Regions from separate parts of the Homo sapiens genome. Here regions 2, 3, 4, 5 and 6 are each linked to region 1. The links are chromatin contacts, found by Hi-C or POLR2A ChIA-PET in ENCODE. All regions are on one chromosome and are shown on one strand. The core of a region is the stretch at or near the end of the contact, and the rest is flanking DNA. Distances in the headings are between cores, read along the strand shown. Region 1 holds the start of HADHA (hydroxyacyl-CoA dehydrogenase trifunctional multienzyme complex subunit alpha). Region 2 holds the start of ATRAID (all-trans retinoic acid induced differentiation factor). Region 3 holds the start of OST4 (oligosaccharyltransferase complex subunit 4, non-catalytic). Region 4 holds the start of AGBL5-AS1 (AGBL5 antisense RNA 1). Region 5 holds the start of DTNB (dystrobrevin beta). Region 6 holds the start of CENPA (centromere protein A).

What was found. Hi-C counts contacts between places; a loop is a spot of excess contacts on that map. ChIA-PET counts read pairs that join two places held with the same protein, here RNA polymerase II (POLR2A). Pooled maps may share reads with other maps.
Region 2: a map of CD8-positive, alpha-beta T cell shows a loop between it and region 1 (6-fold over the local background). The contact joins the promoter of ATRAID here to the promoter of HADHA in region 1. A Hi-C loop is called at or near these places in 1 of 168 maps with a recorded cell type or tissue (CD8-positive, alpha-beta T cell), 1 of 37 single-sample maps with no recorded cell type and 9 of 50 pooled maps. POLR2A ChIA-PET finds 5 or more read pairs at or near these places in 1 of 52 experiments (WTC11).
Region 3: a pooled map shows a loop between it and region 1 (6-fold over the local background). The contact joins the promoter of OST4 here to the promoter of HADHA in region 1. A Hi-C loop is called at or near these places in 3 of 37 single-sample maps with no recorded cell type and 8 of 50 pooled maps. POLR2A ChIA-PET finds 5 or more read pairs at or near these places in 1 of 52 experiments (MCF 10A).
Region 4: a pooled map shows a loop between it and region 1 (13-fold over the local background). The contact joins the promoter of AGBL5-AS1 here to the promoter of HADHA in region 1. A Hi-C loop is called at or near these places in 3 of 37 single-sample maps with no recorded cell type and 7 of 50 pooled maps.
Region 5: a map of CD4-positive, alpha-beta T cell shows a loop between it and region 1 (5-fold over the local background). The contact joins the promoter of DTNB here to the promoter of HADHA in region 1. A Hi-C loop is called at or near these places in 2 of 168 maps with a recorded cell type or tissue (CD4-positive, alpha-beta T cell and CD4-positive, alpha-beta memory T cell) and 12 of 50 pooled maps. POLR2A ChIA-PET finds 5 or more read pairs at or near these places in 2 of 52 experiments (OCI-LY7 and activated T-cell).
Region 6: a loop to region 1 is called in a map of naive thymus-derived CD4-positive, alpha-beta T cell, with 28 times the contacts of the local background. The contact joins the promoter of CENPA here to the promoter of HADHA in region 1. A Hi-C loop is called at or near these places in 4 of 168 maps with a recorded cell type or tissue (HepG2, gastrocnemius medialis and naive thymus-derived CD4-positive, alpha-beta T cell), 4 of 37 single-sample maps with no recorded cell type and 13 of 50 pooled maps.

Annotation. Positions count from the first base shown.
Region 1 is chr2:26,242,526-26,247,644 of GRCh38, forward strand. It overlaps HADHA (hydroxyacyl-CoA dehydrogenase trifunctional multienzyme complex subunit alpha), which reads right to left and starts at 2,107. Exons shown (of 20, transcript NM_000182.5): 1 at 2,005-2,107. The coding sequence starts at 2,071. It overlaps HADHB (hydroxyacyl-CoA dehydrogenase trifunctional multienzyme complex subunit beta), which reads left to right and starts at 2,414. Exons shown (of 16, transcript NM_000183.3): 1 at 2,414-2,465. RefSeq lists enhancers at 1-463, 1,949-2,629, 2,484-2,583, 3,442-4,169.
Region 2 is chr2:27,209,129-27,214,247 of GRCh38, forward strand. It overlaps ATRAID (all-trans retinoic acid induced differentiation factor), which reads left to right and starts at 2,913. Exons shown (of 7, transcript NM_001170795.4): 1 at 2,913-3,339; 2 at 4,049-4,170. The coding sequence starts at 3,241. SLC5A6 (solute carrier family 5 member 6) reads right to left here and starts at 3,140. Exons shown (of 17, transcript NM_021095.4): 1 at 2,892-3,140; 2 at 2,339-2,405. RefSeq lists enhancers at 983-1,042, 997-1,794 and silencers at 2,577-2,896, 3,087-3,336.
Region 3 is chr2:27,069,211-27,074,329 of GRCh38, forward strand. It overlaps OST4 (oligosaccharyltransferase complex subunit 4, non-catalytic), which reads right to left and starts at 2,444. Exons shown (of 3, transcript NM_001134693.2): 1 at 2,391-2,444; 2 at 2,116-2,253; 3 at 1,262-1,511. The coding sequence starts at 2,252. The coding sequence ends at 2,139. It overlaps AGBL5 (AGBL carboxypeptidase 5), which reads left to right. Exons shown (of 15, transcript NM_021831.6): 14 at 363-496; 15 at 882-1,408. The coding sequence ends at 1,053. RefSeq lists enhancers at 1,923-2,162, 3,593-3,652 and a silencer at 2,213-2,912.
Region 4 is chr2:27,047,249-27,052,367 of GRCh38, forward strand. It overlaps AGBL5-AS1 (AGBL5 antisense RNA 1), which reads right to left and starts at 3,016. Exons shown (of 2, transcript NR_046730.1): 1 at 2,932-3,016; 2 at 2,435-2,756. TRY-GTA2-1 (tRNA-Tyr (anticodon GTA) 2-1) reads left to right here and starts at 3,534; the gene lies at 3,534-3,622. TRA-AGC8-1 (tRNA-Ala (anticodon AGC) 8-1) reads left to right here and starts at 3,966; the gene lies at 3,966-4,038. AGBL5 (AGBL carboxypeptidase 5) reads left to right here and starts at 4,420. Exons shown (of 15, transcript NM_021831.6): 1 at 4,420-4,545. RefSeq lists silencers at 2,801-3,010, 3,713-4,007, 4,411-4,850, 4,871-4,920 and enhancers at 3,171-3,460, 3,631-3,860, 4,175-4,674.
Region 5 is chr2:25,671,395-25,676,513 of GRCh38, forward strand. DTNB (dystrobrevin beta) reads right to left here and starts at 2,183. Exons shown (of 21, transcript NM_021907.5): 1 at 1,992-2,183. RefSeq lists silencers at 1,632-2,561, 1,926-2,220 and an enhancer at 4,369-4,578.
Region 6 is chr2:26,784,069-26,789,187 of GRCh38, forward strand. CENPA (centromere protein A) reads left to right here and starts at 1,988. Exons shown (of 5, transcript NM_001809.4): 1 at 1,988-2,228. The coding sequence starts at 2,129. RefSeq lists enhancers at 389-1,158, 1,420-1,519, 2,610-2,659, 2,720-2,769 and a silencer at 2,170-2,279.

The DNA.
Region 1 (5,119 bases), core at 857-3,356:
CTCAGATATATACAATCGTATTTCTTCCAGGCTGGAGTTAATAATATTTACTGAGTGCTTACTCCATGAAAAACTGCTTGATATCTAAAATAACTCCTTTTCATCACACAAGGTGGTATTATTCCCCATTTTACAAATGAGAAAACAAACACAGAAATTAATTGCCCAAGGTCATCAGAGGGTAAAAGGCAGAGCCAGGTCCAAACCCAGAAGTCAGACTCCAAACAATGTTTTTTTTGTTTGTTTGTTTGTTTTTGAGACGGAGGACCAGGCTGGAGTGCTGTGGCGCGATCTCGGCTCACTGCAAGCTCCGCCTCCCGGGCTCACGCCATTCTCCTGCCTCAGCCTCCCGAGTAGCTGGGACTACAGGCGCCCACCAACACGTCCGGCTAATTTCTTGTATTTTTAGTAGAGACGGGGTTTCACCGTGTTAGCCAGGATGGTCTCGATCTCCCGACCTCGTGATCCGCCCGCCTGGGCCTCCCAAAGTGCTGGGATTACAGGCGTGAGCCACCGCACCCGGCCCAAACAATGTTTATTAATTGCTCTGTCATGCTACTTCTCATGCAAAGGAAATCCATCATCTCAATCATTCATTTTGCAGATGAGGAAAATAAAGCCCATTTAGTTTAAGGCATTTGTCCAAAGTAACACAGCTAGTGACTAGAACCACGTGCCCTGGCTACCACTTCCGAGTGACATCAGCTGCCGATCCATAAGAAATACCTTCAAACCAATGCAGGGGTAAGATAAAAATTACACGTTACTTTTCAAAAGTGTTGTGAAAATAGGGGAAAAAAACCACCAAACCTGTAAGGAAACATAACCGAAGGCTAACCGTAGGTAAGCATATGAGTAGTAAGACAATGGGTGATTCGTTTTTTTTTCATCTCTTTCCTCAATCCTTACAGCATTTCAATGTTCTATAATGTGCTTATGTTATAATTGGCAAATACATGCTACAGTTTTGTGGAGACTAAAAACAGCTGTTGAAAAAAGGGAGCAGAAAAATATTCAATCATTAAAAAAATCCCCTTACAGTAAGGGATTTCAGCTACTTGTCTAAAAAAAGCATACTACTTCAGCGGTTCCGGAAGAGGGAAGAGAGGTAATTCATATTACAAATTAAATTAAAAGTTAAAATTTCTAGTTAAGTAACTTATTAAGCACAACATGCAATAAAACGTTGTCCACTTTTGACTTTACAGATTTGGGATGGAAAGAAAATGCAACGTTTCCTACAACCACCCACTTTAACCCTTTCACTGCCAGTTTGAAAAGGAAAAACACTAGCTAATACAGGCTGACTGGGAATCATCAGATTACAAATCGTTCTCAGAACGATCTAACATTTTATTGCTTAAGGTAGAGGTATTAGCGTATTTTTAAAGTGTGTCTTCCAGTAAGTTGCAGAACTTCCCGCTGAAATTCAAAATACTATACGTTCACACTGACATTACTGAAACTGCAAGAGTTGAGCTCCCTACTTGATTGGGGTAGTAAGCACAAAAATGGTTTTGAGGGAACGGAGCAGGGAGGGGCAGTGATCTGCAAGGCTGATTAATCCCATACAAGACAGCGCTTGTTGCGGGGTAAGGTGCTGTTTTTAAGACAGCTCTTGTTGCGGGGCAAGGTGCTGTGGAGCCACAAAGATGCGACAGAATGGATCCCGATTCTCCTGGAACTCCGGATCAAGAAAATATGAGGGGCGTGAGCCCAGAAGTGCGACGCAAGAGACCCGCGGAAAGGTGACAGAACGAGTGGCACCAGACTCAGAAAGTTGGGGAGTTAGGAAGCCTGAAATCGCCGCAGGAGTCGTGAGAGGGGAAGTGACAGTCTCTTCAGAAGGTCACGGGAAACCGGGTCCCAGGGCAGTATCCCCACAGAGGGCTGCGTCTCCGGGCTGGGGCAGGCGGCAGCGAAAGGGAGACGCGGCTCCGGGGCCACCCCAGTCCCGGCAGGAGTTCTGCCCGGAGGTCTGGGATGCCCTCGGCCAGGCCTCACCTCGGGAGCGGAGGATCCTGAAGGCAGAAAAGCGGCTGAGGATGCCAATCGCCCGGCAGGCCACCATCTTGAGCTGAAGAGGACAGCAGTGGAGAGCGCCTCTAACGGGTGCGGCCGAGCGGAGGACTTTTCTCCCGTAGCCTGGCAGCCAGGCGCCTGGAGCACTGCCTGACTAAAACCCAGATGCCGAGTGGCCGCCGGCCCCTTAGCCCTGCCCCTCGCTCCTGGCTAACATGGCCGAAAGGTCGTATTCTCCGGGGGAGGACGGGGGCCCGGAGAGGAGGGGGTGGAGTGCCTGGTTTTCCAGTCAGGCGGCCGGAGGGCAGCCCTCAAGAACGGCCCTGACCGCCCGCGGGGTGAGGGGCCCTTTCTGGGCAGGACCCGCCCCTTGGTCCCGCAGAGCCTTGGTACTTGGACCTGAACCTTGCTCCGAGAGGGAGTCCTCGCGGACGTCAGCCAAGGTGAGACGGCGAGCCCTCAGCTCTCCGCCCGGGCTTTCCCAAAGGCGAGATTCCACTTCCTTCCCCGCAACTGTCGCCGGTGCCCCCGGCCCCCTCCCCTCCCTGGGAAAGTGGGAGTTGAGGGAGCGGAAGGAAACTCCTCGGACAAGGTCGGCAGTGCTAGCTGCAGTTAGGACAGTGACTTGGACTAGCGTTCCAGCTGAAGTTCGGGACAGTAGTGTCACCTGCGCCCTAATTTATCATCACAAGTTAACGAAGTCTGGGGGTGTGGGGGTGTGTGTGTGTGTGTGGGTGTGTGTGGGCGTGTGTGGGCGTCGGCCTTAATGTAACCCTGGTCTGCGTAGAAGTGTGTGTTGTTTCGCCTGCTTCCCCTGTACCCAGGTCGGCGGCTATAGAGATTGTGGACGGCGCCATGGGTTTGCCCGATTTCTGCTGTAAAGAATAAGACTAGGTCAGGTGACCTTTCGGGGCTTGAGTGTGGGAGGAACGGAGACAATCCTCCATCCGGCTCCGTTATCCAGATAATCCTGCGCTCTCGGGGGTTTTCCGATCTGGATGATTATCTATCTGGTCGTTCACACCTCAGCTCACTTAAGCGGTGAAGAAACTGCCTACGAATCAGAGAGAGTGATTTTACCCATGGCCATATGTAGTAGAAATAAGACTGGAGCCTAAGTCTACTAACTCCTAGTGAAGAGTTCTTCATTGCATGGTAGCTGTTTTTGTGCTGGAATGATGGGCTGGAGTCCTGGAATAAAGTGATTGATTTCAAAAGGAAGTCACATTGAGAGCCTGCTGTGCTCTGGTCACCTTCATACCTTTTTGTTTAGTCCTCACATTCCCCAAATTATTATCATTTGCATTTTCTAGATGAAGTTTGGGAAGCTCAGAATATATACATTTTCTAGTCTGTGACAGACCTAGCATTCAGACATAAGTCTGAGTCTCACTACTCGCCAGACTGACAGCTCTGCAGGACAGGAAACAAGGGGCATCGAAGTTAAGACTGAAATGAGTATAGAGACAGAGTAGAGAGGTTTCTGTTTAAAGCTCAAGTTGCATAGTGAGTGCTCATCATGTGAGCACTTTAAGCAGAAACTGGATGACCTGACCACTTCTGAATAAATTGCAAAAAGGATTCTTGATAATCTTACAAGGTTTTTACAGTTCAGAGCCTGCCTCCTGCCCATGTAATGCTTTCTTCAACACCTAACTGCGTGTAACACTTATTATTTAGGTCAGAAGTGGTAAATTTTGTTGTTGTTGTTAAAGGTCCAGACAGTAAATAGTTCAGGATTTGCAGGATCACTTTGGTCTCTGTTATATATTGTTTCTTTTGTTTTGTTTTGTTTACAACTTTTTTTTTTTTTTGAGACAGTTTTGCTCTTGTTGTCCAGGCTGGAGTGCAGTGGCGCGATCTTGGCTCACTGCAGCCTCCTCCCGGGTTCAAGTGATTCTCCTGCCTCAGGCTCCCGAGTAGCTGGGATTACAAGCGCACACCACCACGCCGGGCTAATTTTTTGTATTTTTAGTAGAGACGGGGTTTCACCATGTTAGCCAGCCTGGTCCCGAACTCCTGACCTTAGGTGATTCGCCCACCTCTGCCCCCCAAAGTGCTGGGATTACAAGTGTGAGCCACCACGCCCGACCTTACAACTCTTTAAAAATGTGAAAAACTATTTTTAGCTAGAGGCCCGTGTGTTGTAGTTTGCCAATCCCTGATTTAGATCACTCATTTGGCTCCATTTTTTTGCTCCCTGTGCTTTCTCTACAAAACTAAGCTCCATCAGGGCAGAAATGTTATAATGTTTCTTTGATCCCTAAGCACTTTAGTCCAATGGTTTATATAGAGGGAAACAGTACATTTGTATCACCATCTCTACTGGTAATAGCAAACACAGGTATACCCCTAACTGTGTATCAAGCACTGTTTTAAGTGGTGTGTGCACGTGGGTGTGCGTGCGTGTGTGTGTGTGCGCGTGCGCGTCCTATGTGGTTAAGTAACTGGCTTAAAGTCATACAGCTAGGGTGAATCAGGATTTGGACATAGTCTGGCTTTAGTTCTCTTAACCATTACGTTGTGTTTCAAAGTTGTAATAATGAGCTGTTAGAGCCACCCCATCTTGCTTTTGTTTTCATTACTTGCCTAGACTCTTCTTCCTTTCCCTTGCTCCCAGGTGCCTGCAGCTTCGTGTATCTTTCCATAGTTCACACCTTACTCAGGCTTACCCTAACCAACTCGATCCTACCCTACCCTACCCTGGAGTTTCCATGCTTTGAATATTTTTACCAAAATTTCTGTTTTCTGAAGTTTAGCAAATGACAGAAAGGTCAGCTCTGCTATAGGATAATTTGCTTAGTCCCTCTTACTTTTGAAATCTCTATTTTTTATTAACTATTGAAGGAATACATATTCCATGTAATTTTTTATTCAGAAACTACAGAAAAGTCTAAAGAAAATCTGTAATTCCACCACCCGGAGATAACTACTTTTAACATTTTGATGTGTATTTTTCTGGACTTTTTAAAATGCATTTGTATATTTGTATATATTTATATAAGATATTGATGTACAGTCGGCCCTTGGTATCTGTGAGTTCTACATCCTCAGATTCAACCAATGTCTGAGTGAAAATGTAGTTAGGCCTACAGTG
Region 2 (5,119 bases), core at 1,663-4,162, 970 kb after region 1:
ATGGTTCAAGTGACCTTTCCAAAAGCACAGAGCCGACTATTGTCAGAGCATAAATTAGAACCCAGGTCTAGGGATTCACCATCCACCCTGTCTGTTCTCCAAGCGTATCATATTGTCTTCAAAGGCAATCCTCTGGGGTACTTATTGGTATGAGGAAAAAACACCAGAGAATGCCATGTAGTTACACAGCCTAACATGACGACAGTTAACATTTGCTGAACACCTGCTATGTAACCCAGCAGTGTGTGAGGTGCTTTATAAACATTAGTAATAATACATAATGAAGCTAACATTTTCAAAACAGCATGTCTCAGATTAAGACACGAATACTCTCCAGTTAACACAAGAAAACTGAGAGATTAAATAACTTGCTCAAGGTTATGCAGCATGATACAAAACAAGAGAGAGAGAAACAGTGCTGTCTGCAGCTATGACAGGTGTTCAGCAAGGGCCCTGTCCTCACTATTCCCAGAACCAGGACAGGAGCAGAGTGTTGCAGTCAGTCATTCACAGGACATAGTTTAGATTTCAACTAATCAAGAGACAGACTAACATAAACTATGTCTTCTGCTTTTGCCCACTAGGAGAAAGATTAGGCTGCCTTTCCGCTCTCCCACAGTGTGTTCTTGGGCAGACACTGGCTGGCTGGCAAGATATGGCCTCATGCAGACTAAACCTGAACTCTGAACCTCTTGGGGCCAATAAAGAGGGAAAATCAGACCTGGCAACTCTTGGATCACATGTTCTACAAGATTCCCAACAGGCTTAAACTCTGGTTTAACCTAAACATGCCCTGGGCCTTTGCACATTGCAACACCCTGAGTTTTCTCATTCGTCTTTGGCAAGTTTTTACTGCTATGATAGAGATGATGGGAACTACTGGGGAGTAAGAGGAAAGAAGAGGTCTCCTGTGTGCAAAGAACACAGAACAAAGAACTAACTATAGGGTTAGTGGTTTAGAGAGGTAGGTGGCCAGAGACAGGAAGGAAAGTCCCAGTATGGGACACGGAGGTACAGAAATAAAGACACTCTGCTGATGGGACTTCCTGATAAAATTCTATTTGCATGATGTATGGAGAATTCCCCTGGATGGCCTGAGAGAGCCCCAGGGAAGACAGGAAAAACCTGACCTAGCAACAGACCAGATTCTGAGAACAGATCTGTAGTTTTCTAAACACCCTACATTGATCCAAACGCTATGGTCTCGCATCTCTCCAGAAAGAGGGCGGCCAAAAGCAAGAGCTAGCTGTTGTTTCACTACAACTATAACATGCCAAGGCACAAACAGCAGATTGTGGGACCCCCCCCCCTTTTTTTTTGGAGACGGAGTCTCGCTCTGTCGCCCAGGCTGGAGTGCAGTGACACGATCTCGGCTCACTGCAACCTCCACCTCCTGGGTTCAAGTGATTCTTCTGCCTCAGCCTCCTGAGTAGCTGGGACTACAGGCATGTGCTACCGCGCCCAGCTAATTTTTTTTTTTTTTTTTTGTATTTTTAGTAGAGACGAGATTTCACCATATTGGCCAGGCTGGTCTCAAAACTCCTGACATGACGATCCACCTGCCTTGGCGGATCGGTGGCCTGGCCACCGCGCCAGGCCAAGTTCAGGTTTTTAAAAGGGGTCCCACATCACTGCCTGTAATCCCAGCACTTTGGGAGGCCGAGGCGGGCAGATCACGAGGTCAGGAGATCGAGACCATCCTGGCTAACACGGTGAAACCCCGTCTCTACTAAAAAATACAAAAAATTAGCCAGGCGTGGTGGCAGGCGCCTGTAGTCCCAGCTACTCGGGAGGTTGAGGCAGGAGAATGGCGTGAACCCGCGAGGCGGAGCTTGCAGTGAGCCGAGATCGCGCCACTGCACTCCAGCCTGGGCGACAGAGCGAGACTCCGTCTCAAAATAAAAATAAAAATAAAAATAAAAACCTGAACTCACTTTGGTCACACACTGCAGTGGATCGCATTGACTCCTACAAAAGGCAATGAGACCACTGCAGGACTAACTGTTCCAAAAAGATTCCCTCAAAATCTGTCCTGGGGCCTATAATTCCTCAAGGTGTGAAAGGCTTTGGGGGCCCTCCTTAAAATGCTAATAGCTACTAACACCTTAGAAAATTTGCCAGCCAGCTAAACGTAAACCTTTCAGGAACTTCCAGGCAGACACCATGGGGGTAATGTGGAAGGGAAGCCTGGCTCGGCTACTCGAGATGATCACTTGGGTCGGCTTTAAGGAGCTTTCTGGCTGGCCCTAACCAACACTGTCGCGCCGGGAGCAGGGATCCCCTGGCGCCCTTCAGTCAGGGCGCTGGCCCACCCTGGGGCAGCAACGCACTCCCTTACCTCCGTGGTTCAGTCAGAGCTAGGAAGGTCCCTTTGTGCTTCCTGAGATCAACATCGCTCCCTTTTCCTGGGAAGGCAAAGAAAATGAGTTAGGGAAGCGTCTATCCCGCTCCTACCTCCTCGCCAGGCTCCGGGACGCTATGCGCTATCAGCATTGAGGTGAAGAGGACTAGGTGCCCGGGGCGATCCAGGCTCGTGTCCTCCCGCTGGAGTTTGAGGTTTGCCCTTCCCTCATCACCCTCACCCTCGTTCTTTCTCGGTTTCCCGCTTCCCTCTACGCGGCGGAGACCACCACCTTACCGCTCGCACTTAAGATCTCAGACCCACGCCGGAGGCCGGCTCGCTCCGCCCCTCCCCGCCCCCTTGTCCCCGCCCCGGCTCAGACGCCGCTCCCCGGTGCCTCTCGGCACCGGCTCACGCTCTCCAGGCCCACCTGCCCGGTCTCCACACGTGGGTAGCCAGAGCCCGGCCGAGAGCCCTGGCCGGGAGCCCGCGGGGGCCCCGCCCCCTGCCCGCCCCCTGCCCGCCCCGCTCGCCGTGCCGCCATGTTTACTGAGGGCGGATGGAGGGGCCCGAGTTTCTGCGAAGCCGCGACCTCGGCGTCCGGACGCGGGGAACACCGGGCTGAGGGAGTCTGCAGTCGGCTCCGGGAAGCCGCGCGGCGACGGGGGAGGCCTTCACTAAAGGGGAAAAGGAAGAGGGGGTCGGCCAGTATCCCCGAAAGAGGGCTAGGGCGCATGAAGACCAGCGCAGAGCTCCACGAGCAGGAAAAGCCCCCAAGCAGCCCCAGGGCGACTGGACCGGGCCGCTTAGGCCACGCCCGGGGAAGAGGGCCTGACGCGCTGCGGGGCGGGGCCGCGGGGCCGGGTCGCGCGAGCAGCGGAGCACCAAGGGAACGGAAAATGGCGCCTCACGACCCGGGTAGTCTTACGACCCTGGTGCCCTGGGCTGCCGCCCTGCTCCTCGCTCTGGGCGTGGAAAGGGCTCTGGCGCTACCCGAGGTACAGAAGCAAGTTTGAGGTCGGGCTGAAGCAGGGTCGCTGGCCAGCCGTGCGTCGCGCTCGCCAGCGGCTCCCCCTTCTCCTCGGCGGGCCTGCGGTTCTGATTTCGTCCCTGACGCTTCCCGACCCTGCCCAGCCAGGTCCTGTTCCCAAGTACTCACGTCGTGCAGGCCTTCGGCGCCCCAGTCCTGCCGACTTTCAAAGACCTGTGAAACTTGATTTCGCCCCTTAATTTTAGAATAACTTTAAGTTCTTTCTACAGACGGGTCCTCTGCCTCTTGTGTAATCTCTCTACGCACGAACGCCATATATCGTGCGGTGGTAGGGCTGTACTTTTGTAATGCTTGATGAGTTCTTTACGTACCTGCGGTCGTTTTACACCGCGCCAAACTAGGGCTGTCAGATTGAGAAGTCTCTGCAGAAAGCATAATAAATAAGTTCGAATAGTGATCTTCAGAGATGAGGACCTTCCCTGTGCGATATCTGGTACTGAAAGTGTCGGGAGCTGATTCGGCGCAGGACTCTGGAGGAAGAGATGGCATCTCCTAGCCTAGCCTGTTACAAGGGTGGGACACGAGCCGTTTATCCATTTATCGGCCCCGTGTTAGAGGAATTCTGGAAACGTGTACTGGCAGTTAATTCTTGATCGCCGTTTGTTCTTTTCTTGGCTTTTCTTTCTGGAGTTCTAATGTTTCTTTCTCTTCTGCAGATATGCACCCAATGTCCAGGGAGCGTGCAAAATTTGTCAAAAGTGGCCTTTTATTGTAAAACGACACGAGAGCTAATGCTGCATGCCCGTTGCTGCCTGAATCAGAAGGGCACCATCTTGGGGTGAGGGGAAGACATCCCTAGATGCTGGATACAGGCCATTCCTTAGCCTGGCTGCTTTTATACCCTTATATTATTTAAAGAATCCACCTATTATGGTTTCAGCTGTAATCATCACGCAGATGTCTACCAAAACTAGATCTCTTTAGTGTCTTTTTTAACCTTTCCACACTCCAGGTACATACGGGTACCTCTAGCTTCCTATTAAGCATTTCCTACTGAGTGCACCCTAACTTCAAACTCAAAATGTTATGTTTTGCTTCCATTCTCTTCTTTCCTTCATCTACCTAAATACTTCTCTGTATTAAGCTTTTAGAAAACCAACATTTTCCATTATCACTCTCTTGCTTTAATACTATATTTAGTATTAAATTTTGTCTCAGGACAAAATTCAAACCATTAAGTACCATACTAGTCCCAACCCACTTTTCCAACATTATTTCCAATTACTTGTCCGCTCAAACCTCCATAATGGTCTGCACCAGCCAGATTTGCCTGCCCTCAAAGGCATTCCACCTTTGTTCAGGCCTCTCTCCATACCTGAAATTGCCTTCCTCTACCAAATTAGGAAATATCCATCCTTCAATTCCAACATCTTTTGTGAATATTTACTACTACTAAGTTCCAGAGTAATACCTTTTTTAAATTATTATTTATTTATTTTTTTGAGACGGAGTTTCACTCTTGTTGCCCAGGCTGGAATGCAATGGCATGATCTCGGCTCACCGCGCCCTCCACCTCCTGGGTTCAAGCGATTCAGTAATACCTTTTTTAAAAACTTCCTGTAATCTTTAGTGTCCACTCAAATATATTTATACACTGTCCTGTGGTTTCTTTTATATTGTAATTTAATGTTTACAGTGCTTTTATTTTTGGGCAGTGCTCTTGTTCCTCTAACTACATTGTAAGCCACTCAAAGGCCAAAATACTGTGTTACATATTTTTAACATTC
Region 3 (5,119 bases), core at 1,194-3,693, 830 kb after region 1:
TACACTGCTCTGGCAGGGGCTAAAGCATAGAGGGCTCTGAGAGAGGTCTACCAACCCTCCACTATCTTTCTACACAGTGTTTCTCTACTCACCCAGACCTTAGTCATGGTGTAGCCATGGCGGTTAAATGCTGGATCCGTTTGCCACCCCTAGTTATAGACTTGGAGTGCATAGTCATGGACTGAATCCAGGACTTCTCTGGCTATTATCTTGCCTCACCCTCTCAGCTAGAATTCAATGTCCCAGTACCTCTACTGATCCCTATACTACAACACTCTTATGCATGGAAACTCTAGAAGCAAACTAAAAGCAAAAAACTCATGGAAGAATCCAGCCTCTTAGCGCAAACCCTGTCCACACAGGCTAGGCCCAGGTTGGGCCGGGGCTCACCGCCGACTCGCAGAGGGATGAAAGGCTCTTCAGGCCCCACATCCCCTACCCCCCGGACCAGGGAGAGCAGTGAGCTGGAGCTGGGATCCTGCTCTGCTACACCAGGGTGAGCACTTGGGTCCAGTCCCTCACACCACCCCTCACTTCTGTCCCCTCATTCCCATTTCTGTCATTCAGAATAATTTTCTGCTTCCCTACTCCTTTTGAGCACAAAGACTAAATGTACTTCCATTAAGAATCTAGTCCCTGATTTTTTTTTCCCCCACCATGGCCAAGTCTTCAATCCAAAGCAAAAGAAAACAACTTTTAGTCAGGGCCTAAGGTCTAGGAGCTGGCTGGTTCCAGCGTCAAACCACTGTGCAGTAACCAACTTGCCCATCCTTACCCATCTTCATCTCGCTCCACTTCTTTCACTTCCCAGCCCCTGGTTAGCAGAACAGAAGAGGAGGAGAGTTTTCACAGCCCTGATTCCTCTCTCTTTTCTGTTGCAGGCTGCCTCAGGCCAGGCCCCCACGGCCCCGCTCTGCCCCTGCCTTTTCTCCTATATCCTGTAGTCTATCTGACTCCCCATCCTGGAATTGTTACAGCAGGGGTCCCTTGGGCCAACCTGAGGTTTGTTTTGTCCCTAAATCTCCCCCACTGACTGTTTCTCCCCGGGTCTGATAATGCCTTTATGTTCAAGCCCAGGATATAGCCCCAAGATGGGGTAACAGTGGGAAATATGCTAGTTCCCCTCCAGGCCGCTGATTCCATGTGACAGCCGTTAAGTCCTTGGAATGCCAGCCACGCTGTCCAAGGCATTACAGAGTATCACCTTGAGACAGAACAAAACAGGGACCTGCCACCCCTTCCCTCCCTCCGCAGCACAAGATTTTGGGACCACAAAAAAAAGTCTATATTTTTATATTGGGGGGAGGGAGTAGAAAAGCAAGCCCCTATACTGGGCCCTATTCAGTGGCAGCTTCTTGTTCCATAGGATTAAGGAAGACTCTGAGGAAATAAAAGTTGTTTGGAAAAATCCAGGTGTAGTTGCTTTGTATGTTGTGATGGGTAGAAGGGATGAAGTGAAGTGTGAAGGCCCCTCATACCCTCCATCTTGCCTCAGACTATGTCCTGGAACCCTAGAAAAGAGGGGGAAAGACCTGAGGTAAGGAAAATGCTGCAGCTTTCCTCTGGGGAATCCTTCAGGAAGTAACGCCCATCCATGTTCCCTTTATACTTGTGACCCACACTTAAGGCTGGCTCCAAAGCCCCCCCTTCCTTCTCTATAGTTTGGGTCAGCAGCCAACCCCTGGCCTCAGAACATGGAAACAGAATTCTACATCTGTCACCCCCCTCACCAAAAAAAATCTGCCCAAATAAGGCCTAAACAACCTGGGGAAAATGAGGGCTATTTAAGAGCCCAAATCCTCATACTTGGATGGTTCCCTCGGTACCTTCGTTCCTACCGGTGTCAGTGCCTCCTTACAACTATACTCCCAACTTGGGCATCTACCTACTGGAGACTGTGAGGGTTAGGCAACCCACTCCCATTCTAGCAGGGAACAGGTTACGGGGAGAGGACAGCGCGCTCTCTCTCTACTCTGTGCAGACAAAGGGGCCCAGTTCTGGACTGTATCATGCTTGGCCCGACACTTTCTGATTGTAAGTTTCGAACCCTGCTAGCCCTGGCGCGGCCTCGCCACTCAGCTCTGGGGACTGGGCGCTACAGCCCCGGGCCGTTACCTGGGGCGGAGAAAGCGCCACTTTCATTCCTGCTTCTTGGGATTGTTGACGGCCACGTAGTGATAGAGAACGACAAGCAAGAAGAGCGACACGCCCAGCATGTTGGCGAAGATGGCGAGCTGCACGTCCGTGATCATCCTGCGGAGAAGAGAGGGGCTGAGCTGCGGGCTGGCGCACTCCTCGCCCTCGCAAGAACCCGTCCTCGCCCCACGGGCCAGCCACGGCCACGGCCACGGCGGGGCTGGCCCGTGGGACGGCCCCTGCGTGCCTCTGACCTGACCAGTCCGGCTCGGCTCCGACGCCACCAGCGAACAAGCCCGAAGTCAGAGACCTGGACCGGAACTTCGTAGCGCCAGCTCAGGCCCGAACAAGCCGCTTCCGGCGGGGGGCGCGGTCGGGACGGCCTCTCTAGCCCCGCCGTCTCGTCGGCTCCGCGCGGCGCGTTACGGCCGCGGCTGGGGCGGGGCCTCGGGCGCGGCTGCGGTGGGAGGTCCAGCCGTAGGGGGTGGGGCGGGGCTGCGGACGCGCGCCTGGGCCCGGCACCGCACAGCTGGCTGCAGCTGGCGTGGCTCGGGACGCGGCTAGCGAAGCCGTGGTGGCCGCCTCCCCGGAGCCGAGGAGTGGGCTGGGGCGAGGGTGCAGCGGCGGGGCCGGCGGGATACTCCAACCCCCTTCCGGCCCCGGCCCTCAGTACTGCTGCCCACCCTTCGCTTCCCGGCCCGGCCCAACCAGGTGCTTCCTTTGGGTCCTGCCCTCAGTGCCCTCTCCCTGGCCCGGACGGCGGGGACAGGGGTAGGAGGCGTTGTAGAATGGGGACAGGGCTGGTGCTGCCGGGTGCTCCTTTCTCCGGCGCCATCCTTTGTGACCCACATGCAACCAAGTAGAACCATCCTGCCTTTTGTGATCTGACCAGGTTCTGTCTTAGCCGGGCTCCCTCCCTCCACCCTACCCCCCGGAGGTGGGCGTCGGAAATAGGGCGGACCCTCCCGGAATCAAAACCCAAACCGTGGGACTTCGGCCAAGTGGGAAATCACCCCCCGGATGTGGGGGAGGGAGAAGGGGAGGAATGGAGAAGAGGAGGAAGGGCTGGGACAAGCAAGAGGGGTCCTGGGTTCAGGACAGATTAGGTCGCCGAAGAGAACGAAGAGCGGTGGCTGCGGGTAGCCGAGGGTCTCTGGCGAGGGGAGAGGCACCCTGGAACTCTCCAAGCCTCTGCCCAAGCCAGAGCTTTCTCCCCCCTCACTCCATGCTTTCTCTCAGCTTCACCATAAAAGGGAACGGCACTGAGCCAGGCCGGGGCCGGGGGCTGGGCTGTTGCTCTGGAGCTGTCAGGGGTAATGGAAGCCAGTTGCTTTGCGGTAGAGGGGGGCCAGGGCTCAGGGGAGGCCTCTGCTTCTCGGAGCCAAAGAAAACTCTACAGGAGATGCTATGGGCTTGGGACAGGGGACCAGTTTCCCGCCTGTGTGCACTGAGCTGGGGATGCACTATCCCAAAGTAGCCTTCCCGGGCCTGGGACCATCAACAGCTTGTCACCCAAGGGCTTCAGCCCCGTGGCTTCTAAACATAATCCCTGCCTTTAGTAGTCTGTAGTTCCCGTGGCCTCCCCGCACCTCACCACCAGCCCCCACTCAATATTTCCCAGAAGCTTGATATTTAGAAAGCCGAGTCCCCTCCACACAACACTGGTGAAACCCCAGACAGGTACTCCCTTATGCATCCCTCAGTAAGCGGTCTGTTTCCAGCTCCTCTCTGGGAGAGTAAGGGTCTAGGTCTTAAGGATTACACGTCATTATGCTTCATGTCTCCTGGAAATTTGAAGCAGATCCAAGTCCAACCAAACACTTAGGTCTACTGTTGAATCAGAACTAGCCCTCCCTTTTAAAAATAAGCTCTACCTTTAGGCCAGCCCTGGAAGTTAAACTTTCTAGACTGAAAATGACAGGAAAGCAAGCCTTGAAAGTGCTTAAAACCAATTGACCCAGGTGCATAGTATCCTAGACTATCAGAGCCGAAAGGGGCCTTCAAAATCATCTTATGAAGAAAGAAACTGGCCAGGCATGGTGGCTCATACCTGTAATCCTGACATTTTGGGAAGCCAAGGCGGGAGGATCACCTGAGGTCAGGAGTTCGAGACCAGCCTGGCCAATATAGTGAAACCCCATCTCTACTAAAAATACAAAACTTAGCTGGTGGTGCATGCCTGTAATCCCAGCTACTCAGGAGGCTGAGGCAGGAGACTTGCATGAACCCAGGAGGCGGAGGTTGCAGTGAGCCAAGATTGTACCATTGCACTCCAGCCTGGGCAACAGAGAGAGACCCTGTCTCAGGGAAAAAAAAAAAAAAAAAAAAAAGGAAGGAAACTGAGGCCCAGAAGGTAAAATTTCACCAAGTTTCTAGAAACTGGTGAAAGAGCAGTGTCACCTCTTCCTCCTACCTCCACTCCATGTTCCAGGTCAAACTGTGGACTCAGTAGGTTGTCCTAGGGTTAGGCACAAGAAGGAAAGGATTTATTTTAGGACCACCCAGAAATTCATTCACCTCACAGAACTTCCTGTGCCTAGGTCAGTGGGTCTTTATCAGCTTTGGATGGGTCATTTGGCCCAGTGCCTGGAAGAACTGAAACAAAAAACAGTCTATGAGACTGAACTAGACTTAACTAAGAACTGACAAATCTCGAACCAAGCTTGGATAAAAAAACTACGTGGGAAGTGAGACAGGCACAGCCTCATCCTGGGGGGATTTGGGAGGATGTGGAGGGAAATGACTGGGGGGCACTTGTGGAGCTCAATCTCTGTGATTAGTGTGACATTTTCAAGGAAAGGACATGAGGCCAGGATTAGGCTCAGGAGTGAGAAAGCAACAAGACCTGGGAGAAGGGGAACTGGGTTCAGGGAGGTCGGCTACTAAAGTATTAAACCTGGAGGAAGAGCTGAAAGGAAAAGTAAAGTGCATCTCTTTGGAGAAAAGTGGGCTTTTGCTCAAGACTCCCCACAAACTTGAAGTC
Region 4 (5,119 bases), core at 1,766-4,265, 810 kb after region 1:
ACGCCACTATGCCCAGCTAATTTTTGTATTTTTTTTAAGAAATGGGGTTTCACAATGTTGCCCAGGGTGGTCTTGAACTCTTGAGCTTAAGCCATCTTCCCACCTCAGCCACCCAAAGTGCTGGGATTACAGGCATGTACCACCACGCCCAGAAGTTACATTTTTAATTTTCTTTCAGACTGTTCATTATTGGTGTAAAGAAGCTCAATTTGTTTTTTTGCATGTTGATCTTGTTCTCTGCAACTTTGCTGAATTTTCTCTAATAGTTTTTTTTTCTTCTAATAGTTTTTTGGTAGATTCTTTGGTATTTTCTATATATAAGACAATATAGTCTGCAAATAGGGATAGTTTTATTTCTTCTTTTCTAGGTTGGATGCTTTTTATTTCTTTTTCTTGTTTAGTTGTTCTGGCCAGAAATTCTAGTACAATGTTGAGTAGCAACAGTGAAAGTAGGCATCTTTGTCTTGTTCCTGACCTTAGTGGTTGTTCCTGACCTTCACCGTTGAGTTTTATGTTAGCTGTGGGTTTTTCATAAATGTTCTTTATCATGCTGAGGAAGTTCGTTTCTATTTCTAGTTTTCTGAGTTTCTACTTTTCATGAAAGGGTGATGAATTCTGTCACCCTTTCCTGTATCAATTGAGATAATGTAGTTTTTTTCCTTCATTTTATTAATGTGGTATATTACATTGATTTATTTTTCTTTTTTTCTTTTTTTGAGATGGAGTCTTCCTCTGTCTCCCAAGCTGGAGTGCAGTGGCCGGCTCACTGCAGCCCCTGCCTCCTGGGTTCAAGTGATTCTCCTGCCTCAGCCTCCCGAGTAGCTGGGATTACAGGCGTGCACCACCATGCCCAGCTAATTTTTGTATTTTTAGTAGAGATGAGGTTTCACTGTGTTGGCCAGGCTGGTCTCAAACTCCTGGCCTCAGGTGATCCGCCCACCTGGGCCTCCCAAAGTGCTGGGATTACAGGCGTAAGCCACCAGGCCCGGCCTACATTTATTTATTTTTCTTATGTTGAACACCCTTACATTCCTTCAATAAGTCTAACTTGGTCATGGTTTTCTCCTTTTAATATGCTATTGGATTCAGTTTGCTCGTATTTTGTTGAGGATTTTTGCATCAATATTCATAAGGGATGTTGATCTGTAGTCTTCTTGTGGTCTTTTGGTCTGGCTGTGCCATCAGAATGATGCTGGCCTCATATAATCAATTAAAAAGTGTTCCCTTCTTTTCTATTCTTTCGAACAGTTTGAAAGGATTGGTGTTACCTTCATTTAGTGATCTGAGAGAAAAAAAAGGACTGGTGTTAATTCTTTAAATGTTTGGTAGCATTCACATGGAAGTCTTCTGATCCTGGACTTCTTTCTGTTGAGAGGTTTTTGTTTGTTTGTTCGTTTGTTGAGACGGAGTCTCGCTCTGTCGCCCACGGTGGAGTGCAGTGGCACGATCTCGGCTCACTGCAACCTCCGCCTCCTGGGTTCAAGGGATTCTCCTGCCTCAGCCTCCCAAGTAGCTAGGATTACAGGCATGCGCCACCACGTCCGGCTAATTTTTTATTTTTAGTAGAGAAGGGGTTTCCATGTTGTCCAGGCTGGTGTCGAACTCCTGAACTCAGGTGATTCACCCGCCTCGGCTTCCCGAAATGCTGGGATTACAGGCGTGAGCCACCGCGTGTGGCCTTTTCTTTGAGACAGAGTCTCTCTCTGTCTCCCAGGCTGTTGTGCAGTGGCGCACTCTAGGCTCACTGCAATCCGCCTCCCAAGTTCAAGCGATTCTCCTGCCTCAGGCTCCCGAGTTGCTGGGGATTACCGGAGTGGTAGGAGCTCACTACCACTCCCGGCTGCTTTTTTTTTTTTTTTTTTTTTTGAGACGGAGTTTCGCTCTTGTTGCCTAGGCTGGAGTGGCGCGATCTCGGTTTACTGCAACCTCCGCCTCTCGAGTTCAAGCGATTCTCCCACCTCAGCCTCCGGAGTAGCTGGGATTACAGGCGCGCGCCACCATCCTCTGCTAATTATTTTTGTATGTTAGTAGAGACAGGTTTCACCATGTTGGCCAGGCTGGTCTGCAACTCTTGAACTCCGGGGATCCGCCCACCTCGGCCTTCCAAAGTGCTGGGATTACAGGTGTGAGCCACCACGCCTGGCCATGAATGTGATTTTTTGATATTGAATAATAAAAGCTATGCAGATCTTCTATATTCTTCTATCTAAATGTTGACACAACTTTATATCTAGAAACTTCGGATTTAAAGCTCAGCCCGAGAGAACCCATCAAATGTTGGAGCTGCAAGGGGCTAGAAAGCATCACCAGACCTGGATTCGCGGGCGATGTTGGCTCAAGGTAGCACAGGACGTTGGCCCAGAGCTGGAAATTGAGGCCAGGTCTTCCGGCACACCCACCCCACAGGACGACCAAGCAGGGCTTCACAGAGGAGTTGGGGGTTAGGTTTATTTCTGTTGTTAAAAACCCGGTGAACAAAAGGTTGTGGAAAAAACACATGCAAAAGACAGGCGAAGGTGTGAGCTGGATAGGGACAAAGATGGGGGAACCCGTGGGGTCACTCCTTGACCCCACCCGGGACACCTAGACATCCACAGTGTCGGGGGAGGGGCCCCAGACCAGGCAGAAGACCCTTCCCCGGCCCTGGGGAACCCAAGATTTCCGAGAGTAAGCGGACCTGTGCAAAGACCCACAAGGGAGGCCAGTGGCCTGTGCTGGGCACTGTACAGCCGCCCCGACCCCGACCTCACGTGGGCCTCGGAGGCTGCAGGGACCTACCCGGCCGCGCGCCGCCCACCATCCCAGGTCTACCGCAGGGGAATCCCCCAGGCTTGCGAGCGCTTCCGAGGGCAGGAAAGCCTGTACTGCAGCCCCGCCGCCCTCTCCTGGCGCGTAGCCCTCTCCCCGAGCCCTCGGGCCACGCCGCCAGGCCCGCGATCCCAGGGCGGCCCGGGGGGTTCGGCACAGCCCGATAATGCGCCGCGCCGAAGCCTGCAGCACCCCGCGGTCGCCGTCTCTCTTGCACTGGTCAGGACGAATAGAGCCTGACAAAACCTGAGTTAATTGGCCGAGCGAATGTCGTTCGCGTCAGGAGAGCACGTCCGGAGAAGCCAAGGGAAATGTGGAGCAGGAGCAGCCAAAGTGGCCCATCGGCTCTCGAGCAGGGTTTGCGCGTCGCGGTCGCAAAGCCCCTGTGAGTGCAGGTACCGCGGCACAAGCGCTGCCCCGGAGCTCCAGGAGGCGGCGGCGGGCTCGGCGTTCGCGGTCCAGGAGAAACCACCGCGGGGTGTTGGGAACATTTTGTTAAAAAGCCGGGAAGCTCAGGGCCGGTGTGGCCTCCGTTCTGGCCTGAGAACCCGGACTTTGGGCAGCTTCTTTTCCTTGCCTTTGGGTCTCCGGCTTTCTCAGCTCTGTGAGGTCCCATGGGTCTCCTGCCCTGGCAGGTTCCTTCAGCTGGAGAAAGCGGGGGTCATGGCTGGATGAGGTTGCGGTAAGCATTAGAGGGCTATCAGCAGCATCTTATCGCAGCGGAGCCTTCGATAGCTCAGTTGGTAGAGCGGAGGACTGTAGTGGATAGGGCGTGGCAATCCTTAGGTCGCTGGTTCGATTCCGGCTCGAAGGACTTCGTCTGTAATTTTTAACCTCAATTTAATTCAATTATCCCATAAGGGGAAAGGCTTGGAGGCCTCCTGTGACTTAGCATTCGTACTGCCGTCAGTCCATAGGGAACACCGTAGTATGTAGTATACGGTAACGCTCTTTCTGCGTTCAATGTACATGTGGTAACGTGTTTTAGAATGTTTTCTGCTTAAGCACACGATTATATGCTTGATTTTTAGAATCTTGCACATGGATGCCACTGTATTGTACTCTGCTAAATAAATGTCCTGAACTGTGGTTGATCCACTGGTCAGTGAACAGTGCAGTGAACCTGTAAGGCAAAGGGAAAGAACTAAGCAGCAGGCGGGGGATTAGCTCAAATGGTAGAGCGCTCGCTTAGCATGCGAGAGGTAGCGGGATCGATGCCCGCATCCTCCACTCAGCTTTTGCGTCCGTCACACTACAGAACACAAAACGGGAGGGATTCCCGGCGCAGTGGGCTACGTGTTTCATTTTAGAGACACAAGACTGTTAAGCGATAAGGAGTTTCACACGATGTCTTTTTATTTCGCAGTTGAGTCCCAGTTTCTGCCGCTTTATCTTTCCCGCCTCCCGGCAGGCAGGCCGTTAACCGTCTTCCGGAAGACGCTGCTAGAACCCTCCGGCCGCTCCTGCCCGCCATCGTCCCCGAACGACACTCGCTCAGGTACCCACTAACGTGCGAGGAACCCTGAGAGCTGACCAATGGTAGCGAGCTTTACTGGGCGGGTCGCCAGCTGCAGCCACGGCCAATAGGCGAGAGACTTCTTGTTTCCTGGCAGAGCGGGGTCCCGGCACCGCGGCGCTCGGGTGTTTTTGGGGGCCCGGGTGGAGGGCCCGGGTGCCGGGGCCCAAGGTGCGGCCTCGCTAGCGGGAGAGGGAGCGGGATCACCGGCCCGGAGAGAGGTGAGGGGCTCTGCGCGGACTACGGGCCCCGCCAGCCCCGGCCCCGCCAGCCCCGGCCCCGCCCCCTTCTCTCAGCCCCTTGAGCCCGAGCCCCTCGAAGGCCACCCCGCACCCCGCTCCCGACCTGGCTTACGCGGTCCCGACCCCGCCCAGCTCCGTGGCCTCACCTCTGACTCCTAGGCCCTCCCTGCCTAATCCCCTGCCGCGGGAGCCCGTCTCGACCCCTTCCATGCCTCCCAGTCCCACCCTGCCCAGGGCAAGCCCGCTCGGTGTGACGGTTCCCCGCGAGTCGAGGGTGGAGAAGCCAGCCTCCTTCCCCCGAGTGGGACTCTAGCAGCCCACCTCTTTTAGGGGTGCTGAGAACACCCATTACTCATCCACAGCTACTAGGGTAGCTTTCTCAGGGTGCAGTGCTTACGGGGCGGAGGGGGATGGAAACAGACCCATGCCCTGGCTGGAAGGGAGCTCCAGTCGCTAGGTGAGCCCAGTAGCCTTTGGCTTGGCAGAGGCACCACTGTTATAGTTTTTCTCCATACTAGGCATAAGGTAGGAACAAAAAAGGAAGAACCAGCCC
Region 5 (5,119 bases), core at 933-3,432, 570 kb before region 1:
CATTGAGAGAGCCTGGAATAAGGCACCCAATATTGTAGAACCTAGGCACCTCTCAACAAGAGACCTGCTGGCTGTACAGCCCTGAAACAGGAGAAATAAATTTACTTCTTCAAGGCTTCCTATACAATGCCAGATTTTGATTATTACTTATTTTTCACACGAAGAAACTAAGGCCCTGAGAGAGTAACATAAAGACATAAAATAAACAATAAGTTGAAATTCTCTTGGTTCTGAGTCTAATTTTCTAACCATAGGTAGAAATTTGTCTCTCGGGCATAGTGGACATCCAAAAACTCTGCCAGCACTACCTTGACTGCACAACCCCTTTCAAAGGCAATTCCACTTATGCATGATAAAAATCCTTAGAGAACTCATAAAAGGTCAAGTTTTAATTTGGCAGACAAAGTAACCCAACAGGCACTGCAACCCAGGTTACTGAAACAGCAGCCTGGAGCTCCAGAGTTCAGAGATTCAACCAAGGCAGAGCACAGGTAGAATTCCAGCCCTTACAGAAAAGCAGAGGCACCAACAGCCTCGCACTACAGGTCTAAGACCCAAGAACCAGGACCAAAATGAAAAAGTGTTCTCTAGACAACACTACCCTCTTCCTTCTCAAGTAATAGAAAAAGCCAATGGGAGAAGGAACAAAATGGGATGATCTCAAGCAACAGGCCAAGGAGCAAGCTCTTGAAGGCCAACATGAAAGACACATGGGAAAGTGGTAGCATGGCCACAGAAACCAAGACCTCGCCGCCTTAGCCATTGCTTTAACGTGCCCAGACCTCAGAACCGGGGTTGCCTCGCATAGCAAAAAAAAAAAAAAAAAAAAAAAAAAAAAAAGAGGCAGAGAGAGAGAACTTGTGGAACAGGAGAAATCCAGCAACCTTCCCTAACACTAGAGTGACTGACACTGCTCCATGGCAAATGTGGCCAAACCTTGCTTGTCCATTCATTCATGCAATAGACACTTATGGCTCAACCGCTGTGAGCCAGGCAACATTCTGAAGATTTAGCAGTCAATAGTCATGGAGCTTATTTCTAGATGGGAAGGAAGGAAACTTCCTTTCTTTCCAAACGTCTTTTTTCCCCATCTAAGAGCCCCCTTTAAATGTTACCCGTAGGAGCCTTCAAAACTCTCCCAAATTTCTCCCATAGGCTTCTTTTGACCTTTCTGCTTTATCCCCAAAACCACGCAATTTATGGCTCCAATTTCCCAATACTGGGAAAAGACAAAAGAGACCGAAAGTAAATAGGGCATGCGACATAAAATTCGACGCTCCTTTGTATTTCATGTGCATATCTTCACAGCCACACTGTCAGCACCTCAATAACATGACGGTGTTCCATACTATTTCGTGGCCCCAGTGCTGACTACGGGTCTCTACCTACGGTAGCTGGAAGGTCTTCCTAATCCCAAGGCCTGGCACAGGAATTTAAGGGCAAGTATTCGTCACCGGCATCCTCGTCTCGGGACACTTCTTTCCTGTCCAGGGTGACCTCCTGGACAGGTTCGCTATTAGGCGCCTCGGGAAACAGTGATTTGGGGTGATCTGAAATAAATACCCTTCCCTCTGCCAGGGCCTGCCCGCCTCACCTGCCCTCTGCCAGGACCTGCCTCACTCGCCCCTTCAGCACCTAACGCAGAGCCGCCTCCAGGCGAGCCGGGCTCGGGCAGCATCAGCCCGGCGCCGGGCCCCCGCTCGCGCCCGTGCCCCGGCGCGTTCCGGACCCCGATACCCCTCCCGGCCCGGGATCCGCCGCATCCCCTCTGCCTGTCCCTCCGGGGCTAGCCGCGCCGTCCCACCTCGCAGCCGCGCGCGGTGCAGCGGCCCCGGCTCCCCGCGCCCTCCCCGACTCCTGCAGCGCCGCACCCGCAGGCTCCCGGGTCCCCAGTCCCGGCGCAGCGCGAGCTGCCGTCCCGCACCTCGCGGGCGCGAGGCTCCAGCCCAGCTCGTCTCCCCACAGCCCCGGCGGCGGCCGCAGACCCCCACCTTGCTCACTTCCCCGCCGGAGCAGGGGTCGTCGGGAAGGTCTCCTGCGGCCTCACTCCTCCGCACGCTCCGGCCCAGCCCCCTCGGCTGAGGCAGCGGCAGCGCCTACTCAGGCCCCGGAGCCACCCCCGCGGCGAACGTTCGCAGCGCCCGGCTCGCGCCGCTTCTCCGCCCGGCACGCGCAGCGCCCGCCCCCGGCGCGAGGGCGCGAGGGCGGAGGGCGGAGGGCGGATGGGCGGGCGCGCGCCCAGCGCGAGCGCGCGGCCGGGGGCGTGGCTTCCGCGCGCGGGGAGGGGGCGGGAGCGGCCGAGCAACCCCCCTCCACCCCGCCCCCGCGGCCGCGCCCCGCCCACCGGTCGCCGGCGGGTTCCGGGCAGGCGGGAAGCTGGCTCCATCCAGGCTTCTCCCGCTCGCTGGCGTCGGGCCGGGTGTCTTTCCATCCGCAGGTATCCGTCGGCGGGGTGCCCGGCCCGACGTGACTACCCGACAAAGAATGCAAAGAGCCACCCCGTGAATCATTCTCCGCGCCTGGGTCACAAGCCTGTGCCCGAGTGACCCCCGTGAACTCCGCAAGCTAGCCCAGCCGCGGCGTGCGCCCCGCGCTGCACCAGGTGCCTGTGGGCGCACGATCACGGTCACGGCGCCTGGGCTCGAGGCGCCCCAAACTTAGCGGGGAAAACAGCCATGTACACAACCAAGTCCGATGACCCGTGCAGAGCCAAGCCACGGTGCGATGCTGGCACAGAAGCTAGAGACGACTTCTGCTTGGACGCCGCAGAGGGCTAGAGGCGGCATTTATGGTCAACCTCGAAGGAAGAAAAAGAAGTCCTAGGAGGAAAAAGGGAGGACATTAGGGCTGGGAAAACAGTTTGGGCAAAGGAGCCGGGGCAGCCAGGTTTACCATCTCAGCACCAGCTTTTTTGTGTTTTACTGTTATCCATCTTTTATAGAATTCTTTCCAAACTGTGAAATACAGGAGATGGTGCCAAATTAGAATATAGCAAGGACTTTTTGAATGGTTCAAATGGTCATTCTCAACGTTACTTAAGACTCAAAACAGCAACGTCCTTTGGGGGCTATTGGTCAATGATGAAGGCTGTAAGCTCCAGAGCTAAGCGACCCCAGGCCTGCATGCTGGGAGTATGGTTTTCACTGCTTTTTGGCACCTTACGGTAAGGCAGATCGTGCCACCTCCTGCTGCTGCCTGCCTGCCTGCCTGCCTGCCTTTAGAACACCCTCTTCCTCCTCCTCTCCTCTTTTTATTTTTAAACTCCTATGGTGAAGGAAATGCTGATAACCAACTTTGTTAAATGGGAACAAATAGGTTCCTCAAAAGATGAGCATTTTCTGGCCTGCCGCGGAGGCTCACGCCTGTAATCCCAGCACTTTGGGAGGCTGAGGCAGACGGATCACTTGAGGTCAGGGGTTCGAGACCAGCCTGGCCAACATGGCGAAACTCTGTCTCTACTAAAAATACAAAAATTAGCCGGGCGTGGTGGTGTACGCCGTAATCCCAGCTACTTGGGAGGCTGAGGCAGGAGAATCGCCTGAACCTAGGAGGCAGAGGTTGCAGTGAGTCGAGATCGCACCACTGTACTCCAAGTCTGGGCAAGAGAGTGAGACTCCGTCTCAAAATAAATAAATAAAGATGGACATTTTACCTTTTACCTTACATATATGAAGTGTGTGAATATTTTCATGCTTGAGGAGACTTATCTCTTGTAGGCACGGTCTTGGCTATGTTTTGTACATATTAAGATACTCAGAATACAGGTAAGAGACCTCTAGCTTCTTTATTTGCCCTTTTTGAGCACCCCCTATGTGGAAGGCATTGAGAGGGGTAAAACATTGATTCTGTTCTTTGGAGAAAAGATGTGTAAATAATATAAAATAAATGTGTAAATATCGCTTGATATGTTCGGTTTATTGATTGAAACCAAGGTAATTTCAATATGTGGACTAGACAATCCTAAACCATAAGGGAATTAAATACTTCAAGGACACTGTATTGGCATCTCTCCATCTCTGTTCTCTATTTCTTCACCTCCCACATCCTCAGAAAACTTTTCAAACACCTTTCAATCATTCTCCCCCTCTCACTCCAAAATTACCAACTTCTCTTTACTTGTCTCTTTCCTTCATCATCTATTCATGTTTAAGCTTTTCCTGTCCTCAAGAAAAAGGAAGAAACCCTTTCGCTGTCCCTCTAGATTCTGCTTCAGTTACTAGTCCCTCTCTGAGTTTTCCTTCATAAATATCTTGAAAGTCATCTACCCTCATCTCTACCTCCTCAGCAGCTCCTCAGCTCCTCAAACCTATGTAGTTTCTGTCCACACCACATCACTGCATTGCTCTCAGTCATGAATGGCTTGTTGGATCCTAAATACCACAAGCCATCTCTGAGTCCTCATATTGTTAGAACTCTCAGTGACATTGAACAGAGTAGCCCACTCTTTCTGAAACTCCCTTGGTGTCATGGCATGACTCCTGTCTTAACCCCTGTGACCACTTCTCAGTTTCACAGATTCTCTCCTCAGCTGGTCTCACGCCACACATTCTCCCTGGACCATTCCATCCACTCCGCTTCTTTATCTACCGCATATCAGCAACTCCCAAGTGCACTCTCTCTAGCTCAGGCCACTCATCTGGGTTCCTTATTCACAAAAGCCCGCCAGACTTCTCCACCTGGGTGTCCTAGAGGTACCCCACGTTCTACATGTCTAAACTACTGTCCACCCAGTTGACCAATTCAGAAACTGGGGGGCCATTCTTGATTCCTTCTTCTCCCACCACCCCTCTGCCCTGACTCCATACCCAACAACCACTAAGTCCCATTGATGCTTCCTCATAAATAAATAACTAGAATCTTTCCCTCTTAGCCCACCTCCCCTAAACTAATGCAGCAGCTTTGTTTGTTTGTTCTGGGACGGAGTCTCGCTCTGTCACCCAGGCTGGAGTGCAGTGGCACGATCTTGGCTCACTGCAACCTCCGCCTCCCAGGTTCACGCGATTCTCCTGCCTCAGCCTCCTGAGTAGCTGGGATTACAGATGCCCATCATCATGCCTGGCTAATTTTTATATTTTTAGTTAGAGACGGGGTTTCACCATGTGGACCAGCCTGGTCTCAA
Region 6 (5,119 bases), core at 738-3,237, 540 kb after region 1:
TTTTGTATTTTTAGTAGAAGCGGGTTTTCACCAGGTTAGCCGGGATGGTCTCGATCTCCTGACCTCATGATCCACTGGCCTCAGCCTCCCAAAGTGCTGGGATTATACAGGCATGAGCCACCACACCCGGCCTTGTCCTTTTTTTTTTTCTTTTTTTTTGAGAGAGGTGCCACTCTGTCGCCCAGGCTGGAGTGCAGTGCCACAATCATGGCTCAGTTCAGCCTCAACCTCCTGGACTCGAGCGATTCTCCCACCTCAGCCTCCTGAGTAGCTGGGGCGACAGGCATACATCTGCACGCCCGGGCTAATTTGTGTGTGTGTGTATCTTTGGTAGAGGTGGGGTTTCTTTCTTCCTTCTCCTCCTTCTCCTTCCCCTTCTCTTTTTTTTTTTTTTTTTTTTTTGAGACAGAGTCTCACTCTTGTCGCCTAGGCTGGAGTGCCGTGGCATGATTTCGGCTCACTGCAACCTCCGCCTTTCAGGTTCAAGCAACTCTGCCTCAGCCTCCTGAGTAGCTGGGATTACAGGCGTGAGCCACAGCACCTGGCAAATTTTTATATTTTTAGTAGAGACGGGGTATCGCCATGTTGGCCATGCTGGTCTTGAACTCCTGACCTCGGGTGATCTGCCTGCCTCGGCCTCCCAGAGTGCTGGGTTTACAGGCGTGAGCCACCACGCTCGGCAAGATGGAGTTTCGCCATGTTGGCCAGGTTGGACTCGAACTCGAACTCAGTGGTTCCGAACAACTTGGCCTCCCAAAGCGCTGGGATTACAGGCATGAACCACCGCACCCCAGCCCAGCATTTGTCCCTTGGTGGACTGCTTTATTTCACTTAGCATAACGTCCTCAAGGTTCATCTATGTTGCAGCAGGTGTCAGAATTCCCTTCCTTTTAAAGGCTGAATAACATTGTGGTATACACCCCATTTTGTTTATCCGTTCATCTGTTGGTGTGTATTCAGGCTGTTTCTGCCTTCGGGCTGTTGTGAAGAATGCCGCTATCAACATGGGTGTGAGAATATCTGTTCAAGTCCCTGGCTATATTTAAATTCTTTTGGATATTTAGCCAGAAGTGGAATTACTGGATCATCTGGTAATTCTATTTTTGATTTTTTGAGGAACCACCAATACTATTTTTCACAGCAGCCGCAGCATTTTACACTCCCACCAGCAATGCACAAGGGTTCCATGAAATCACTAATTTTATAACATTTTTCCTGATTACATGTTCACTGTAGAACATTTAGAAAATGCAAGAAATAAAATTTAGAAAATTAAAATTCCCCTTATTCTACATACCGGGACATGACTTGAATTTTTATTATCCCCAACAAAGGGAAGAGAGCATTTTTTTGGGACGATTGCGTTGCTATAGTGCCGAGGCCTGCCCTGCCCGGACCTTATTCTCAAAGCCCCGCCGATCCCGCCGTCCCCGCGACCCCAAGCGTCAGCAAAGTTTATGCAGTTGAACTGGATTCTGAGTATATCTGTGGATAGTTCCTGGGAGAGTCGCAGATACGACACGGGGTTGTCACATTCTCTATGGGTCTGTTTCCTCATCTTTAAAAGCCATCTCTGCGTTGCTAAGGCAAAGCATAAAATGTTTGAGGAAAGCGACTTTTCTAGAAAGCACGTTCTACAAACACACCATCCACGTTCCAAACTGAGCTTCGGTGTTTTGACTGGAGGGCACCTGAGGACGTCAGTACGGTCCCGCAAAGACCAGCAACCAGATTGGCAAGCAGGGGGCAGGAGAATTTCCCGCCCCATCTCTTTAGTTGTCTATTGGTTGATTTTACCATCAGTCTCCCCTGTCCTCCTATCATCGCCGCTATATTTGTGTCTCGGTGCATACTCTCATTGGCCCTACCTGCAGTCGCTCTACGTAAGGGGCGTTCCAGAGTCAGCCACTGGGAGTCGCTGGATTCGGGTTTTAAAAAACGCCGGCCGTGAAGTGGGCGGAGCGAGCGATTTGAACGCGAGCGGCGCGGACTTCTGCCAAGCACCGGCTCATGTGAGGCTCGCGGCACAGCGTTCTCTGGGCTCCCCAGAAGCCAGCCTTTCGCTCCCGGACCCGGCAGCCCGAGCAGGAGCCGTGGGACCGGGCGCCAGCACCCTCTGCGGCGTGTCATGGGCCCGCGCCGCCGGAGCCGAAAGCCCGAGGCCCCGAGGAGGCGCAGCCCGAGCCCGACCCCGACCCCCGGCCCCTCCCGGCGGGGCCCCTCCTTAGGTAACCGGCCGCGGCCCCATCTCGAAGAGGAGAAAACCGAGGCTCGCAGGCGGAGCCCGGATCTCCCGAGTCCCGATCCCGTGGCACTTCCCTGTTGGGGGACAACGCGGTTCCGCCGTCCGGCATCCGCTCCGGGCACGGGCGGTGCCAGCCCTGCGAGGGGCTGGAGCAGGCGGTTCCGAAAGCGGGAAGGGACCGGCTTAGCCACTTGGCTCCTAACGCCGTCTTCTTGTTAGGACTAGTGGTTACCCAGCGCCCACCGCCCACCGCCAACCAGGCATTGCCTCCCACTGTTCGTGCGTTATCTCAGCTTCATATTGTGCCCATTTTACAGCTAATGAGAAAGCCGAGGCACAGGCCAGAGAGCTTGAGCAGAGTCACACAACTTGGTGTTCTGGCGGACACGGGATTTCCAATCCTCTGTGTTTGTGCATTTTTAAATTGCAAAAGTATTGACTGCTTTCGGTGACGATTTCAAACAGGAGTCCTCTTAGGAGGTGTCTTTCAGGGGTTTTTTTTCCCTTCCGGGAGAGGCTGTTAGGCCTTGAACCGAGGCCCTCTGCGCTGCTCACTCTGTTGCCTTCCAGAGCTTGTGTCCGGGAAAAGGGGCCGAAGTCTGTGTCTTAATTGTCTATGGTGGGCTGGTGGATGGGAGACCCAACGGCAGGAGGAGGCAGATGCCTGTATGGTACATGGTGGCAACAGCTGCTTTACTTATCTCTTAACTCTTGCTACGTAGCTATGAGGAAGATGGGAAGTGTATTGTAGTTTATTTGTTTCATTGCTTTTTGTAGAGACTGGGTCTCCCTGTGTTACCCAGGCTGGTCTCAAACTCCTGGCCTCAAGTGATCCTCCTGCCTGGGCCTCCCAAAGTGCTGGGATTGCAGGCATGAGCCACTGTGCCTACAGGCTTTTTTGGGTTTTTTGTTTTGTTTTGGAGACGGAGTCAGGCTTTGTCGCCCAGGCTGGAGTGCAGTGGCGCGATCTCCGCTCACGGCAAGCTCCGCCTCCTGGGTTCACGCCCTTCTCCTGCCTCAGCCTCCCGAGTAGCTGGGACTACAGGCGCCTACCACCACGCCCGGCTAATTTTTTGTATTTTTGGTAGAGACAGGGTTTCACCGTGTTAGCCAGGATGGTCTTGATCTCCTGACCTCGTGATCCGCCCACCTCGGTCTCCCAAAGTGCTGGGATTACAGGCGTGAGCCACCGCGCCCGGCCGGCTTTTTGGTTTTTTGTTGTTTTTTTTTTGAGACCCATCGCCCAGGTTGGAGTGCAGTGATGCCACGAGGGTTCACTGCAGCCTCAACTTCCCAGGCTCAGGTGCTTCTCCCAGCTCAGCCTCCCGAGTAGCTGGGACTACAGGCATATGCCACCATGCCGGCTAATTTTTTGTATTTTTAGTAGAGGTGGGATTTTGCCATGTTGCCTAGGCTGGAGTAGGTTGTTTCTAGATGTTGCTGTTGCGAATGGGATTTTTTTTCTTTCCCAAAACACGAGGATTTAACCTTTGCTTCCAGCCAACTTGCTGAATTCTCGTTCACCCTAGTCGTTTTTAGTTGCTCCAGTTGGAATTTTTAAGTAGACTATTATGTCATCTGCAAATAACTTTTGAATCTTCCGTTTTCATTTCTACACATTTTATTTATTATTGTATGGTACTAGTAAGGCCCTGAGACTCACTAAGAGTGGTGTTTTGGTCATCTTTGTCTTGTTTGTAATTTTAACAGGAATATTAAGTATGATGTTTGCTGTTGCTTTCCAAGGTAGAAGCATCCTTCTACTCCTGGTTAAATGGAAGGTTTATCTCAAATGGGCAGTCAACACTTCTTGGCAGTCCTACCACCTTTGTCTGGTATTCTTTCTTCAATTTTCGAGACAGAGTCTCACTCTTGTCATCCAGGCTGTAGTGCAGTGGTGCTATCTTGGTTCATTGCAGCCTTGACCTCCTGGGCTCATGCAGTCCTCCTGCTTCACCCTCCTGAATAGCTAGGATGACAGACCTGCACCACCATGCTTGACTATTTTTAAACCTTTTTTGTAGAGACAAATTGTTTTGTCTCTACAGAACAAAAAAAAAACAGCCATCGTGCCTGGCCTTTGTCTGGAATTCTTGCTTTTCCATTCTCCCCATGACTATTTCATACCTTTTTCTCCCTCCTCGACTTCCTACAGCTCCATTCCCCCCACTCACTCTTAGCCAATAATGGCCTTGACTAGGTGTCCCCCTTCCTATCAAAGCCCTTCCTTCTACATGGGGTCTTGGTCATATCCTTCTTTCACCTACAGAGGAGCTTTCTACCTGTGCTTAGATAAATCCAGACACTTCACACTGGCATCGGCACATATGCTCTAGTATTTATGATGTTTTGTTTTGTTTTGTTTTTGTTTTTGTTTTTGAGACGGAGTTTCCCTCTTGTTGCCCAGGCTGGAGAGCAACGGCGTGATCTCGGCTTACCGCAACCTCTACCTCCCGGGTTCAAGCGATTCTCCTGCCTCAGCCTCCCGAGTAGCTAGGATTACAGGCATGCACCACCGCATCCGGCTAATTTTGTGTTTTTAGTAGAGACGGGGTTTCACCATGTTGGTCAGGCTGGTCTCCAACTGCCAACCTCAAGTGATCCGCCCACCTTGGCCTCCCAGAGTGCTGGGATTACAGGCCTGAGCCGCTGCGCCTGGCCGTATTTACGATCTTAAGAGAAAGGGCAGGAGTGTTTCCTTGACCCCACATTCTCACTTCCCTATACCTCCCATTTCCCTCTACTTCCCTTCATAGCTGTCCTTTTAAAATAGCCAGACTTGTTAGGTCCACATACATTGCATCTGATTCCTCCCTTCCTAGTGACCCTACAACCCACTCCAATCTGACTCCCCACAACCACTACCCCCACTTC